Linked DNA regions of Homo sapiens: region 2 is linked to region 1. Evidence: read pairs that join two places in POLR2A ChIA-PET (ENCODE). Cell type or tissue: B cell. All regions are shown on one strand.

Evidence for each region. ChIA-PET counts read pairs that join two places held together with the same protein. Peaks named below come from ENCODE experiments on the same cell type or tissue, not always from the same donor. Only the 100,000 strongest peaks of a DNase experiment are listed, where the experiment ranks them.
Region 2: POLR2A ChIA-PET joins it to region 1 with 11 read pairs; 7 of 35 experiments call an interaction of 5 or more read pairs at or near these places.

The regions. Positions count from the first base shown.
Region 1 is chr9:123,335,881-123,343,880 of GRCh38, forward strand. It overlaps LOC124902266 (a long non-coding RNA gene), which reads right to left and starts at 4,170. Exons shown (of 2, transcript XR_007061760.1): 1 at 3,927-4,170; 2 at 1,521-3,251. RefSeq lists enhancers at 2,185-2,344, 3,205-4,214, 7,812-7,871. In B cell, no CTCF peak of the experiment used is centred here; DNase peaks (open chromatin) are centred at 2,291, 3,551, 4,641, 7,691 and 1 weaker place; H3K4me3 peaks cover 2,685 bases; H3K27ac peaks cover 7,545 bases.
Region 2 is chr9:123,187,115-123,195,114 of GRCh38, forward strand. The region is part of intron 2 of STRBP (spermatid perinuclear RNA binding protein); the gene reads right to left. Among named protein-coding and RNA genes, the nearest start is that of MIR600HG, 76 kb to the left of the region's middle. In B cell, no CTCF peak of the experiment used is centred here; DNase peaks (open chromatin) are centred at 227 and 7,135; H3K27ac peaks cover 3,308 bases.

The sequences.
Region 1 (8,000 bases):
CTGGGGCTGGTTTCTTTCTCTCCCCACTCCCCCCCGGCTTCTTGCTCATGTCTTTGAAAGGCCACTTGTCTCTGACTTGCACAGCACTCAACAGTCTAGAAAGCCCCTACAAAGAGCTCTTCGGTCCCCAAAGTGATTTATGATTTTGAAGTGCTTTTTGGATTATGAAAGGCTAACCTACAATAGCCTCCTCACTGCGGCAACATTTACAAAGTGCTTTGCAAGTCACACGGCATTTTATAGTTTGCAACATTCTTTGCAGCCAAAAGGTGCTTACCTCTCCAGAGGGGACTTCAGAGTTTGCAAACCCTGGTCACACCTCTTCCTTTATTTAAACTGCAGTACAGCTCTGTGATAAAGGCTGATAATAATATCTATCACTCATATGGCGTTCACAGTGTCCTAGATATTCTTATGAGCGCTTTACATACGTTCACACATTAATGGTTCAACAACCCCGCAAGGTTGCCACTATTATGATACCCATTTACAAATAAGGATGTTGAGGCACAGCCAGGTAAACCTTGCCCAAGATCACAGGGCTGTTAAGTAGTGGAGCTTGGATTTGAGGCATTGATGTTTGATAGGATGACGACACATTTTGTATCCATTTTTCATATGAGAAAAACAGAGGTCTAGGGCAGTAGCCAGTTCTGTCATGCCCCCCATGTGACCTCAGACTGGTCTTGGCATGTCTCTCGGTCTCTTTTATCCTTCTCTGCAGAACTGAAAGGATAAGCCCCGCCCTGCTCTCTTCTCAACTCTGAACAAATGTGAGGTGTGGGGGTGATGATGCTGGAGGGAGGAGGCCAAGCCTCAGCACCCCCACCCTGGCCTTGCTGCCTGTGCCAAGGTACCAAGCCTTGCCTCAGCTTTCCCCTCTTGGGTGTGGCTCCACTCTGTACAGAAGGCCACCTGGAGGCCTTTCCTGAGATCTCCTATCTTACAGGTGGAGGGAGAGTAGGGTGATGGGGTGGCATGGAGGAGGGAACTTCACCGAGGGCCCAACTCCCATCTTCTGGGTAAAGTCCTCTAGTGAGAGCCCAGAAAAATCACAAGAGTCCAGCCCCCCAGCCATTGACCAGCTGGAGAAACTGAGGCCCCAAAAGTGGAGGTACTTACAGTCACTCAGAGAAGTGGGTGCAGAGGTGGGGCTGGAATTCATCTCCATGCCCTTCCCATGGCCTGTGCTGGGAGTGTGGCTTCAGATCTGAGAAGGCCTTAGATCATTTGTTCATTCCTTCATTCATTTGTTCATTCATTCTTTCATTCAGCTAGTCAGTCAACAAACATTTCTTGAGTGTCCACTCTGTGTCAGATGCTAGATTTAATAATTGTGGGTATGGCTTGGTCCCTGCCCTCATGGAGTTTATAGTCTAGCACTGTGCTGCCCAGTGCAGTAGCCTCTGGCCACATGTGGCTGTTGAGCAGTTGAAATGCAGCTGTTCCAAACTGAGATGTGTTACAAGTGTGAAATACACACTGGATTTTGAAGACTTAGTATGGAAGAAAGTAAGATATCTCAATGATTATTTATTTATTATTATTTTTTTTTTTAGACAGAGTCTTGCTCTGTTGCCCAGGCTAGAGTGCAGCAGCGCAATCTTGGCTCACTGTAGACTCTGCCTCCTAAGATCAAGCAATTCTCCTGTCTTAGCCTTTTGAGTAGCTGGGACTACAGGCACACGCCACCAATCCTGGCTAATTTTTGCATTTTTAGTAGAGACAGGGTTTCACCACGTTGGTCAGGCTGGTCTTGAACTCCTGACCCTAGGTGATCCGCCTGCCTCGGCCTCTCAAAATGCTGGGATTACAGGCGTGAGCCATGGCACCCAGCCATTAATAATTTTTTTTATCTTGATTACATGTAGGAATGATATTTGGAGTATAGTGGGTTAAACAAAATATTAGATTAACTTCTTCTGCATCTTTTTACTTTCTTAAACAGTAGTTACAGGGGACGGTGGTTCATGTCTGTAATCCCAGCACTTTGGAAGGCTGAGGCAGGAGGATTGCTTGAGTCCAGGATTTTGAGACCAGCCTGAGCTATATAGGAAGACTCCACCTCTACAAGAAATAGAAAAAATTAGCTAGGTGTGGTGGCACACGACTGTAGTCCCAGCTACTCAGGAGGCTGAGGTGGGAGGATTGCTTGAGCCAGAGAGTTCGAGACTGCAGTGAGAAGTGATTGTGCCACTGTACTCTAGCCCTGCTCATTCTTCTGAGAGGAGGTGGCTTCCTCTTGCCAGTGAGGAGGTCTCTTGGGGCCCGTGTGAGCAGCCGAGTACTTGGGGGCACCAGCTCTGTGGCTGTACCACCTGGACCTGGTCTTGATTCTGCCACTCACCAGCTGTGACTCACCACCCCACAATGACCCACATGATTACAATTGTGCTATGGGTCTTTTTTTTTTTTTTTTTTTTTTGAGACAGGGTCTTGCTCTGTTACCCAGGTGGGAGTGCAGTGATGTGATCACAGCTCACTGCAGCCTCGAACTCCTGGGCTCAAGCTACCCCCTAGCCTTAAGCTCCTGAGTAGCTGGGACTACAGTTGTGCTCCACTGCGCCCGGCTAATTTTTTAAAAAATAGAGACAGGATCTCACTTTGTTGCCCAGGCTGGTTTTGAACTCCTGGGCTCGAACAGTCATCCTACCTCGGCCTCCCAAAGTGCTGGGATTACAGGCATGAGCCACTGTGCCCAGCCTGTGCTGAGTTTTGCAGGGAGAGCACTCGAGCAGGTTAATGGCAGCGTCCGGCCAGTGGAGGAGGTGGCATTTGAGTGGAGGCCCCCAGGGTAAGGAGAAGCAACTAGAGGGGAACAGCATGCTGGACCAAGGGAACAGCAGGGATGGAGATCGGCCCTGTTGAGGCCCTGAGAGAAGCAGGTCAGCTTGGCCGAGGCTCAGAGATCTGGCCAGGAGGGGGGCCCTGGTGGTGGACAGAGGCCAGATCACAGGACCTCAAGGGCCACACTGAGGAGATTGTTCTTTATCTGGAGGGCAGCTGGGAGCCATGGAAGGTGTGTAAGCATAGGAGTGCCTGGAAGCCTCAAGCGCTCTCTGGCCTTGTATAAGGATTGAGAGAGGCAGAGTCTGAAGCTGGCTTTCTCTTCCTCCAGAGAGGTGGCCCATGGCAGGGCTTGAATTCTCGCCAGGTGGAGCTTGCTGGAACTCCAGCTTCACTGCTCTCTCGCCGTGTGGCTGTGTGACCTCAGCCAGATGACCTGCCTCTCTGTGCTTCGGTTTCCTTATCTGTAAAACAGGAATAACGGTGGTGAGTCACTCGAGGGTTCTGCGAAGACTTGGTGACGTAACGCTTGCGAAGTGCTTGGCACAGAGTAGGTCCACGAATAGTTGTCCCTTTTCCTTTTCCCTTCCTGAGTCCCCCCACCCCACCTGTCAAACACCATGCCCCCGCTCCTCAGGCGGCAGGAAGCAGGATCGGAGGAGCGTTTCTGCACCCGTCAGAGTATTTATAGCTGTGTGCTGTCAGCCCGATGTTGTTTTTCGGTTGCATATATATTTTTACATTTTCCACCGTCACACATGGTTTCTCAGTGCGGTTGAGAAGCAGCGGGGGTGGAGGGTGGTGGATGCAGAGAGTGGAGAGTGTAGGAGGCGGAGCCGGATGGCCCAGGACAGCACCGAGGGACGGCCTCGGTCACTTCTGTCTCAGCTCAGAAGCCATCGATGGTTCCCTATTACCCTCTGCCCGCAGCCCGGGCTCCTTCGCCATGGGTCCAGGCCCTCCCGAGAAGGATTACATGTAGGAATGATACTGCGCACCGCAGCTGCGTTTCTCACCACTGGCTCTCTCCACTCCCCGCGTCTGAGCCACTTTCTTCCCCGAGTGCATAACCAGGGGAAAGCGAACCGGACGTAGCTCTGCTACTCACCAGCTGCGTGACCTCAAGCAAGTTTCTTTACCTTTCTGAGCCAACGTTTCCTTTCCTGTGAGACAGGAGCACTAACTCCAGTGTCCTGGAGCTGCCGTGAGGATTGAGTGTACAGGCGCCTGCCCACGAATCCATGGTAGCCATTGTTAGGCGCGCTTCAGTCGCGTGTCTCCAGGCCTTTGCACAGGCCGTTCCCTCTGCCAGGAATCCCCAGGCCACCTCTTCAGGGAGTCCTCCGGGCCTACTGCTCCCCCGCACCTCAGCCCATCCACTCTGGGAGGGGACTAGGAGAGTTCTTTGTAACGAAATTCTTTCTCCTCTAAAAATAGATGTCACACTCCTTGCTTATAAAAATAATCCGTACCCTCCCAGTACCAAGCCTTCCCGTGTTCCTGCTCTATCCTCACACACTTCCCCGGGAAGTGGGTACCATGTCTCCATTCTTCAGGTGTGGGAAGTGGATTCGGGAAGGGAAGTGACTCATCCCAGCTCTACTCAAACTCAGACTTCAGACTCAAGGCCCCGTGGTTCTTGCTACGCGCAGCCTGACATGGCCTCCCTCCCCTACACAAGGCAGAGTTGTCTTCAGAATCTGTCACGTGGGTGATCATGCGACCCCACGGGGTGTTCTGAGGAAGCAGAGGGGCCCTGAACTAGATGCCATGGCTTGGTGCCCAGGACACACTCCCTTTCCTCGCAGGTCACTGCCTCCAGTCTCAGAGCCCACCCAGGCTCCTCTCTGCTCTCTGACCTCCTTCTCACAACTTGGGAGCCCAGGGCCCCCCACTCCCTGCCTGCCAAAGGCCAGGCCCTCAGAGCTGGCTGTGTACCCCTAGCCTTGGCGTCTGAAGTGGGTGGAGCTGGCCGTAGAGGGCACTGTTGCTAGGCAACAGTCTGGCAAAGAGTATCAGGCGCCCTGAGAGGAAATGAAAAGGGGCCTTTCCTTGGGGGCTGGAGGGGAACAAGGTGGGGATGGAAAGAAGAAGGGCCTCCACCTCTTCTCCATGCTGCCAAGACCTATACCTCATCTTCACCCTCTCCATCCCCACTTCAACCTCTCACTTATTATTTTTTGAGATGGAGTTTCATTCTTGTTGCCCAGGCTGGAGTGCAGTGGTGCAATCTCGGCTCACTGCAACCTCCGCCTCCTAGGTTCAAGCAATTCTCCTGCCTCAGCCTCCCAAGTAGCTGAGATTACAGGCACCACGCCTGGCTAATTTTTTGGTATGTGGTAGAGACAGGGTTTCACCATGTTGGTCAGGCTGGTCTTGAACTCCTGACCTCAGGTGATCCACCCGTCTTGGCCTCCCAAAGTGCTGGGATTACAGGCGTGAGCCACTTTGCCCGGCCTCAACCCCTCACTTATTTACTCATCTCTACTCTCATTCATTCATTCATCATTACACTCACTCGTTAATTAGCTTGTTAATTTATTTACTTGCTGTCTGGTGAATCACGGCTTCACTACTTGCTGCGACTTCGTTACCCCATCTGTGAAATGGGAATAATGACTGTATAGATTTCATAGGGTTGTGTTTACACCGCCCATGGTGAGCACATTATAAATGTTTGTTCTTATGATGATGAGTTATTCACAATACTTCCTAAGCACCAGATCTGTGCCTAGCGTCACGCGGGGCTCTGCGGTGACGGAGGTAAATGAGCTCTCAGCTCAGTGGGAGAGACAGATAAGACCACAGGTGGAGCTGGCATGGGCCTTGCCCATCACCTCCAGATTTCCTCCGATTGTTTTGTGGGCACATAGGGGAGTGTTAAGGGCAGGGGCTGTGGAGCCCTGCACCATGGAATTGTAGGCTGACCCTTTACTTACTAATGCTGCACTCTTGGGTGACAGATTTAACCCCTCTGACCTTGGTTTTCCATCTGCAAAGTGGGACCTGGCAGTAAACATCTTCCTGGATCTAGAGAGGATGCAATGAGATCATGTGTGACCCTTTCTGGGCACTGGGTCAGCTTGCAACAGGGCAGCAATTATTGTTATTGGTGCACGGTGGGAACCGGGTCTCCCCAGGGTGCCGTGAAGTCTCTGAGGGCCGGGACCCAGTTTCTCCTCCTTTTTCTCTCTTTGCTCCACCTTTCTGGGTCTGCCTACTGTTTTCCACCTCCAGCCGTATGCTCATGCCGTTCCCTCTTCCTGAAATAATCTTTCTCGTTATTTCTCCTAAAGCTCTAATATAGTTCTTGGAGGCTTCAGGCCCCAGCTGGGACGTCTCACAAAGTGAATCTGGGGTAGATTTTCAATAAACTCCTCACTTATATCCTGCTGCAGCCAAGCCCCCAGGACCCCATCTCCTTGGAGGAGCCAAGTAGGGTGGCTGCAGCCTCTGCAAGTGAGCTGACTCCTTTGGGGCATAATTCACACTTTCTCTTAGCCTCTGTCCCCCGAGGCCAAGCCTACATGGTCCATCTCTGCAGATTTTCTGCCCACGAGTTCCCTGGAATCCAGAGAACACTCCCAAGAGAGACAGTCCTTGTCACACCACTCATGATCTCCCAGGCTGCTTCTCCCCAGTGCTTAGCACATGGAGATGCATTCATTTCTTGTGAGCACGTTTATTGACTGTGTGGCTCCCCTGCCAGCCTGAACACTCCGCAAGGTCAGGCTCTGCCTCTGGTTCCCCACTCAGTCCCCAGCACCCAGCCCAGACCTGGTGCATAGAAGATGCTTGTCACAGAGATGCTGTGTGGGTGGATGGACAGATGCATGAAGAATCCGTGGTGTGGAGCACACGGGGAAGTGGCCTTTGTTCTTCCATATAGAACGGCAGAGGCTGGAAGACCAAGGATCAGAAATTCCAGAGGTGAGTTTCAGCTCTGTGAGCCCAGACAAGTGGGATCCCCTTTTGGGGGACTCGGTTTCCTTACCTGTGCCATGTCTGCATAATAGTGCCTACCTTATGGAGATGACTCTGAGCATCCAATGATAGGAACTGGGACACCCAGAAGGGAATGATGGCCTGCCAGAATTTGGGGCTGGATCAGTTGCACAGATTCATGTGCCACTCACTACCCTTCCCTGACACCCCTGCTGCCCTGGGCAAGACTTAGGAACTTGGTGACTAGCTAGTTCAGGTGACAGAGGGGCCTGGATGCTCCTTATGAGTCTCCCTTTGGGAGATGAGCCCCTGATTGAGCCTAGATCCTATAGAAATACAGTGTGGGCCAGAGGCCAAGTCATGCATGTCTCTGAGCCTTGGCCACTTTGTCTATAAAAGGCACCATAATATAGGATGAGTGTGGTGGCTTATGCCTGTAATCCTAGCACTCTGGGAGGCCAAGGTGGGAGGATCGCTTGAGCCCAGGAGTTTGAGAACAGCCTGGGCCACAGAGGGAGACTGTGTCTCTACAAAAAATAATAAAACTGATGATGTGTGGTGGCACATGCCTGTGGTCCCAGATACTTGGGAGGCTGAGGCAGGAGGGTCGCTTGAGCCTGGGAGTTAGAAGTTGCAGTGAGCTGTGATTGCACCACTGCACTCCAGCCTGGGTGACAGAGCAAGACCCTGTCTCAAAATAAATACAATATAACACAATAATAAAGCACTGAAATAAAATGAAATGGGTGATAATAGAACTCTACGGGTTGTCCCGAGGAAGCAGAGGGACCTGGAAGTAGATCCCATGGCTTGGTGCCCACAGCTATTAGGATTTTTCTTGTCAGTCGTGGTAGATTTTGGTTCTTCCATAAAGAGGAACCCATTTAGGTGTTTTTTAGAAATACCTCTCTGAATTGAGATTCCGTGACTCTGACTTCCTGGCTGACCGGGTGAGTCTGGCTCAGTTCTCAGTGTAAGCCACACCCCAGTCTTCTACCTCCCACGCAGCCTCTCTTCATTTTGTCTCAAATGGCCCTCTGCTTTCCATGGGAGGCCTGGGCTCAGTCTGGGACTAGGATCTGAGCTTAGACTGGGGTGGAAACTAGGCTCCGTCTGTAAGCAGTATTGAGGTTCAGTCTGCCTGGGAACGATGAGTCTGCGGATGACCTGGGTTGGGTCTCATTCAATGCCAGGATTGTCTGTGACAAGTATTTCAGCCTGCGTTCCTGGAAACAGATTCTGGACTGCACGTGTGTTTCTTGGGGCAT
Region 2 (8,000 bases), 150 kb before region 1:
ACATAAGGAAACTAAAGCATAAACAGATAACACAACCTAAGTAAGACCATAAAGTAAACAGTAGAGCCAAGATTCATATCTAGACAATCCTCTTTAATACTGTTTTGGCTCTAAAGGACTTACATTTCCTATAGAGGACAAACTTCAGCTATTTAAAAAAAAAAAAAAAAAGTCTATGTGACCATAGAACACACAGGCTTTGGAGTCAAGTACCAGCTTTGTCACTTCCCTTATCTGAGCCAGAGTTTTCTCACCCATGAAATGGGCTGACTAGTATCTACTCCAAACTAAATGGACAGGTTATATAAAAATACCTAATAATATCTTACAAATAGTATACACCCAATAAATGGTTTCGGGAAAAAAACACACCTCAAATTTCCTAATGTCAAATAGAAACATTTTGTTTATACATCAGATGTATGTAAATTTCTCTGAAAAACTAAGCCTAGAAAAATATTAACTATGCACTCCTTAGAACAGCTTACGCAGAAGGTGGCATTATATATAAAGGAATGTGTGTCACTTTTTAATTGAGCACTTTTTTCAATTAATGGACATTATTTTCTAGAGCAGCTTTAGGTTTATAGAAAAGTTGAGTGGAAAGTGGAAAGAACTCCCATATACCTCTTCTCCCCACCACCCACCACACACCACCCACCACCCACCACACATAGTTTCTCCTATTCTTGACATATTACCTTAGTGTGGTACATTTGTTACCACTGATAAACCAATGTTGATACATTATTATTAACTAAAGTTCATAGTTTACATTAGGGTTCACTCTTTGCATTGTACATTCTATGGATTTTTACAAATGACATGCATTCACCATTACAGTATCATACAAAATAGTTTTAGTTTAACACCCCTGAAAATCCCCTATGCTCCACCTATTTGACCTTCCCACCTTCCCCACCCCCAAGCCCTTAGTAACCACTAAGTTTTTTCAGTCTATAATTTTGCCTTTTCAAGAATGTCATATAGTTGGAATAATATATCATATGTAGCCTTTTGAGACTAGCTTCTTTCACTTAGCAATATGCATTTAAGGTTTCTCCATCTTTTCATGGATTGATAGCTCATTTCTTTTTATTGCTGAATAATATTCTGTTGTATGGATATACCACAATTTATCCATTCAACTACTGAAGGACATCTTGATTGATTCCAAATTTTGGCAATTATGAATAAATTCCCAAAAACTTATTTTCAAAGTTTTTGGGTAAATCTCAAGACTAGGCCAGGTGCGGTGGCTCACGTCTGTTAATCCCAGCAGTCTGGGAGCCCGAGGCAGGCGGATCACAAGGTCAGAAGATCGAGACCATCCTGGCTAACACGGTGAAACCTTGTCTCCACTAAAAAATACAAAAAATTGGCCAGGCATGGTGGTGGGCGCCTGTAGTCCCAGCTACTCGGGAGGCTGAGGCAGGAGAATGGCGTGAACCCAGGAGGCGAAGCTTGCAGTGAGCTGAGATCATGCAACTGCACTCCAGCCTGAGTGACAGAGTGAGACTCCATCTCAAAAATAAAAATAAAAATCTCAAAACCAACAAACAACTATGCTATCTATATTCAAACTATGAAACTTAAATATTTAGGGATTTTTTTTCCTGAAATGCAATAGAGAGAATATAAAAATACTTTCTTTAAAAATCCCAAGTAATGTTTTGCAAACAGTTTGTTATGGAATCCAGTAAATTTACTCTCAAAACAGTAACTGACTAGGAAACCTTCAATTTTGTTAATACTAATATAAGCCACCTAAAACAAGCTATGTAAAAATAAACAGGCTTTATTTCATTATGAAAGAACCACCGCACATCTACAATATTAAATATGGGCAAGAAAAAATTAGAAAAAGACACCTCACTGCCTCTCCCAGAAGATCACATTAAGATAAACTATGTGAGATTCAATAGCAAAGACTTGGAACCAACCTGAATGTCCAACAATGATAGACTGGATTAAGAAAATGTGGCACATATACACCATGGAATACTATGCAGCCATAAAAAATGATGAGCTCATGTCCTTTGCAGGGACATGGATGAAGCTGGAAACCATCATTCTCAGCAAACTATCGCAAGGACAGAAAACCAAACACCGCATGTTCTCACTCATAGGTGGGAATTGAACAATGAGAACACATGGACACAGGAAGGGGAACATCACATACCAGGGCCTGTTGTGGGGTGGGGGGAGGGTGGGGAGGGATAACATTAGGAGATATACCTAATGTTAAATGACAAGTTAATGGGTGCAGCACACCAACATGGCACATGTATACATATGTAACTAACCTGCACGTTGTGCACATGTACCCTAAAACTTGAAGTATAATAATAATAAAAAAAAAGAAAATGTGGCACGTATACACCATGGAATACTATGCAGCCATAAAAAAGGATAAGTTCATGTCCTTTGTAGGAATATGGATGAAGCTGGAAACCATCATTCTCAGTAAACTATCACAAGGACAGAAAACCAAACACTGCATGTCCTCACTCATAGGTGGGAATTGAACAATGAGAACTCTTGGACATAGGGCAGGGAACATCACACACCCAGGGCCTGTCGTGGGGTGGGGGGCTGGGGGAGGGATAGCATTAGGAGAAATACCTAATGTAAATGATGAGTTGATGGGTGCAGCAAACCAACATGACACATGTATACCTATGTATCAAACCTGCACGTTGTGCACATGTACCAGAGAACTTAAAGTATAATAAAAATAAATAAAAATTTAAAAAAAGAAAAAAAGATAAATTATGTGAGATTTACAAGTAAATATATATTTATTAATTGCCTATTAATTTGTATGTATATGCTTGGTAGCATGGAGAATACAAAGATGAATCAACTCAGAACACACTAAGGGGCCAGGTGCGGTGGCTCACACCTGTAATCCCAGCACTTTGGGAGGCAGAGATGGGTGGATCACTTGAGGTCAGGAGTTCAAGGCCAGCCTGGCCAACATGGTGAAATCTTGTCTCTACTAAAAATACAAAAATCAGCCAAACGTGGTGGCACATGCCTGTAATCTCAGCCACTCGGGAGACTGAGGCAGAAGAATCACTTGAACCCAGGAGGCAGAAGTTGCAGTGAGCCAAGATCGTGCCACTGCACTCCACCCTGGGCAACGGAGTGAGACTCCATCTCAGAAAGAAAAAAAAAAAAAAAGAACACACTAAGGAAAGTAAGAGCAAATACATATAAATCCAATACTCTCCCCAAATCCCTTCAAATAAATTCAACTTTCTCTACATGGTGGCATTATTTCTATGCAATAGTAATGTGAAAAGAACACTGAATTTCAATATTTTCTTCTGGAAGCTTCTTTTTCATGTAAAAAAAAAAGGCACGTGCAAGAAGGTTAAACCTATCAATTACTTATCAATAGCTAATATAAAATCCTCACCTAGTTCCAAATTCCGGCTATTCCTCCTTACCCAAAAACACCTATAACGATGGAAAAGCTCTATTCTACCATATCACTTGAAGGCTTGCAATAATGGGCAGAGGCCGAAAGGTCTTTTCTCAATTAACGGTATGTACAAAGAAGATGCGACGGCTATAATCTGAACCTAAAATATACTGAATGAGCCAGCTAAGTCGAACCAGAATGAGATTCCTGAATATTTACTGTCAGTGAGCAAAATGGAAAAGCTCTTATTGAATAACCAATCAAAAGAGTGGATAACAGAAAAACACATCCCTTTGCTAAAAGAGGCAGTTATTAGCCCTTCCCAATCACTGGTGCCTTATGTGACAAAACAACATTCAGCCAGACAGATGACTCACTTGTTGAAAGAACCAAAAATTCAATGCATTTCAACAAGTATTTACCGAACACCTGTAATATCCCAGGCACTGTCCTAGGCACTTTGGCTACCAACAGTGAACAAAACAGACAAAAATCCTTGCCCTTGTGGTTTAAGTCCAGAAGAGGGAAATAATCAAAAGACAATAAATATAAAAATAAGAAAATTTAGCAGTACGTTAGAAGGTGTGAAATGCTTGGAAAAGAGAGGAAGCAAGTTGAGGAGGCAACAGAGTAAGCACACACAGATAATACATGGAGAGGGAGTGCCATTTTAACAGATAGTCAAGGGTTCACTGCAAAGGTGGCACCTAAGCAAAGACTTGATGGGGTTAACAGCCATGCAGATGTCTATGAATTGAGCACTTCTGGCAGGGGAGTTAAAGCAGTGGTCCTAAGGAAGGGCGTGCCTGCGTTCAGTGGAAGAATAATAATGAGTCCAAAGTGGCTGCAGTGAGGTGGGGGAGAGAGGAGGGCCGAGAGGACAGAAAGGTGGGGGTGAGGGGATCAGACCATATATGGCAGAGGCTGGCAAACTTTTTCTTTAAAGTGCCAGATAGTAAATACATCAGGCTTTTCATGCCATAAGGTCTCTACTACTCAACTCTGCCTTTGTGGTGCAAATGTAGCCATACATGATATGCAAACAAATGGGTGTGGCTCTGTTCCAATAAAACTTAATTACGGACACTGAAATTTGAATTACATGTAATTTTCACATCAAAAAATATCAATTTTTGATATTTTTTAACCACTTAAAAGTATAAAAACCATTCTTAGCTCACTGGTCATATAAAAACAGGCAATGGGCCAAATTTGGTCATGGGTCAGTTTGTCAAGTCCTAATTTAGGGCCCTTCTGGTCACTTTGAAGACTGTAGCTTTTACTCTGAGATGGGGAGCCCTTAGAAGGTTTTCAGCACAGAATGACAACATCTAAGTCATATCTTTAAAAGATCACTATGGTTACTTGTTGAAAACACTGTATAAGAGTGGAAGGAAGGAGGCCACTTAAGGAGGTTTAGTGATCATATTCTGGATATATTTTGAAGGTAAAAGCCACAGCATTTCGAATAGATTGGATGTGGGGTGTGAAGGAACTGGAGGCATCAGGATTGACTTTAAGGTTATTGGCCTGAGCAACTCAGTTAAGGAAGGTGCCAGGGAGAGGAGGTTTTGGGAATAAGATCAGAAATTCAGCTTTGGACATGCTGACATTGAATTTGAGTTATTTATTAGACATCTAAGAAGGCAGCTGGATATGGACCTAGTGTTCAGCAGAGAGGTCTGGATTAGGATATAAATTTGGGAGTTTTCAGTAGTTTGGTATGTGAAGCCACAAAATGGCCAAGGGAGTGGGTGTACCAATGAATACAAAAAAAGCAAAAGGAGAAGAACAACTATACTCAAAGAAGGAATAACCTGAGAGATGGCAGGAAAATGAGACTGTGCTATTTGGAAAGTCAACAAAAGAAAAATTACAAAGGAGGCAAGATGTCTAAATTAAACTCAAACAAAGGGCTGGGTGCAGTGACACAGGCCTATAGTCCGTCGGGAGGCTGAAGTAGGAGGATCATTTGAGCTCAGGGGAGGGTCATTTGAGCTCAGAAGTTCATGCCTAGCCTAGCCAACATACAGAGACCCCCATCTCAATTTTTAAAAAGGGAAAGGGGGATAGTGCATAGGAACAGGAATCTTGTTTTAATCCTTGTTTTACTACTACAGATATCTAATAATTCAAGGATACTTACATATTTGGAAGTCTTGTATACCACTGTGTAAAGTTGTTTTACTATGTTTTACCATTTACGGGGATTTATCCTCTCCTATACTATTCCCATTTCAGCCCATCATTGAGGAAAATTTTACCTTGAGAACATCAGACTCCTCTTCAAAACCTTCAATAACCACTAATTACCTAAGCAACTGGCACTAAACTCAAATATTCAGTGGCATCCAAGGTCCTATCGTCATTCTTGTCATTTCTCTCACCACCACAGCTCCAGTCAACACGGGAATAATGACTCTATGCCAGAACACCTTGCAATGTGCTACCGCTAAGCTTGAGTTAAACGATTCCCTTACCTGGACTGCAGCCACTACGCCATCATGATTTGTCATTGTTCTATTCATCAAATGCCCATCTCAAATCTACCCCTCCATGAAGCCTTACCTAATACTTCAGTTTATATAATTTCTTCCTCCTTTGAGCCATCCAGCACTTTTTCAGCTTCCTTTATATTTCTATTACTCAGTTTTAATGATATGATTTACTATTATCTCCACAGCACCTAGTACATCGCCCTGCACTCAGCAGAGGCTCAATAGAATTTGAATTCAACCCTAAATTTATCCTTCCTTAGAGTGCCATAACCACAGAATCTAAGGAGGTTCCATCCAAAAGGTCACCATCTCTTCCCATTATTTCCATGGCAGTCATCACCACAGTGACTAACAGGGAATTTCTGACTCGTCCTCCATAAGCACAAATTCCATTACTTATTTGACTTCTCCATCTTGGATTAATCCCCCAAACCCTATCCCATTCCTTCAGGACTTTAGTGCTGTACTTAGCTCAGTGACACACTCAACTTTACTTCTGGCATAAATATTAGAATTTTAATAACCGCAGAGATGACCCTTCTAAAATTCAGGCTTCTCCAGTCCTTGTATTCCTTTCCTCCAATGTTCTCATCTTCTTTCCTATTTTAGACAAACACGCCCCACCGGGACCTACAATCGCTAATGCTACCACTTTTCACAGTCCCTCATCCTTTTCATGCCCTCATTTCTGTCCTTATCCAACCGAAATTACGTGATCCATCATTTATCATTCATACCAGCAACTGCTTCTCTTTCCTTCTCCTAGCAAAACTCTAACCCTGTTAAATCCAAGCCTCTTGGCCACACCACATCATTAACCATGTACCATTAAATATAACTAAGAAAAAAAAGTATCACATAATCATGCTAATTAGTCTTTTTCATGACCATTAGCCTCAAAAGGCCCAATAATCAATAGTTCTAAAGGGATGTGAAAATGTGAAGTCAAGTTTTTTTAGTTGTAAGAATGACTAGGTAGGTAATCCTGGCATTTGGGACCCTGGAATGCAAAATATCCTGCCGTGTCCAAGATCTGTCCCACCTAAAATGCAAGTAGGAGCCTCAATGAAAAAGTTAAATGTTCATTCACTTCCTCACTCTCCTAATGATTTTCTCACACTTCTCTTGTCTCTTCAAACATCTATACTCTTACCTCTTCATATTCAACAGGTCACCCTGCTTCCTACTTCATGCAAATTGCCAACCTTGCTGCATCATTAACCATATATTCTTCCTTCCTGTTATTATAAATGAACTGTCCCCATTCCTATCTAATGCAAATTCCTGAACTCAAACTCTACTGGATCCCACCTCCTTTTGCCTACTTGGGATGTCACTCAGTAATCATCCCCTCTTCTCTCTTTCCTCTCCTGTATCATCCATTTTACCCATTCTACTGAGTCATTTCTATCAGCATTCCCACATGTTGTAATAGCACCCATCAATAAAAATAAAAAGGGAAAAAACATTAAAAACCATCCTTGACCTCTTGCTTTGCTACAGCTACTAGCCCAATTCTCTGCTCTCATTCTAGAGCATAACTGAGTTTACACTTTGGGTTTTTATTTCCTCTCCTTCCATTCTCTCTTAAAACCATCCCAATCAGCCTCTCATCCCAATGCTCCATCAAAACAGCTCTTGTCAAGGTCCCCTAGGATTTCCATGGTATTTAATGCTGTGAATAATTCTCAGTCCTCCTCTTAGTTGACTTCTCAGCAACAGTTGACACAGTTGACTGTTCCCTACACTTTACTCCCCTTGGCTTCCATCTAAGACACCACTCTCTTAGTTCTCCTCCTACTTTATAAATTACTCCCTTGTATCCTTTTCTTCTTTATCTCCACAACCTCTAAACGCTGAAGTGCCTCAAGACTCAGCCCTCAGACTTCATCTCTTCTCTATCTTACCTTCAACATTCCCTTGGCAATGTTATCTAGGTTTGAGACTTTAAATACCATCTATATACTGAGGATCTCCCAAATTCATATGGACCTGAGTTCCAAATTCACATTCAAATAAATAATCAACACATCCACTTGGATGTTTAATAAGCATCTTAAACCTAATGCATC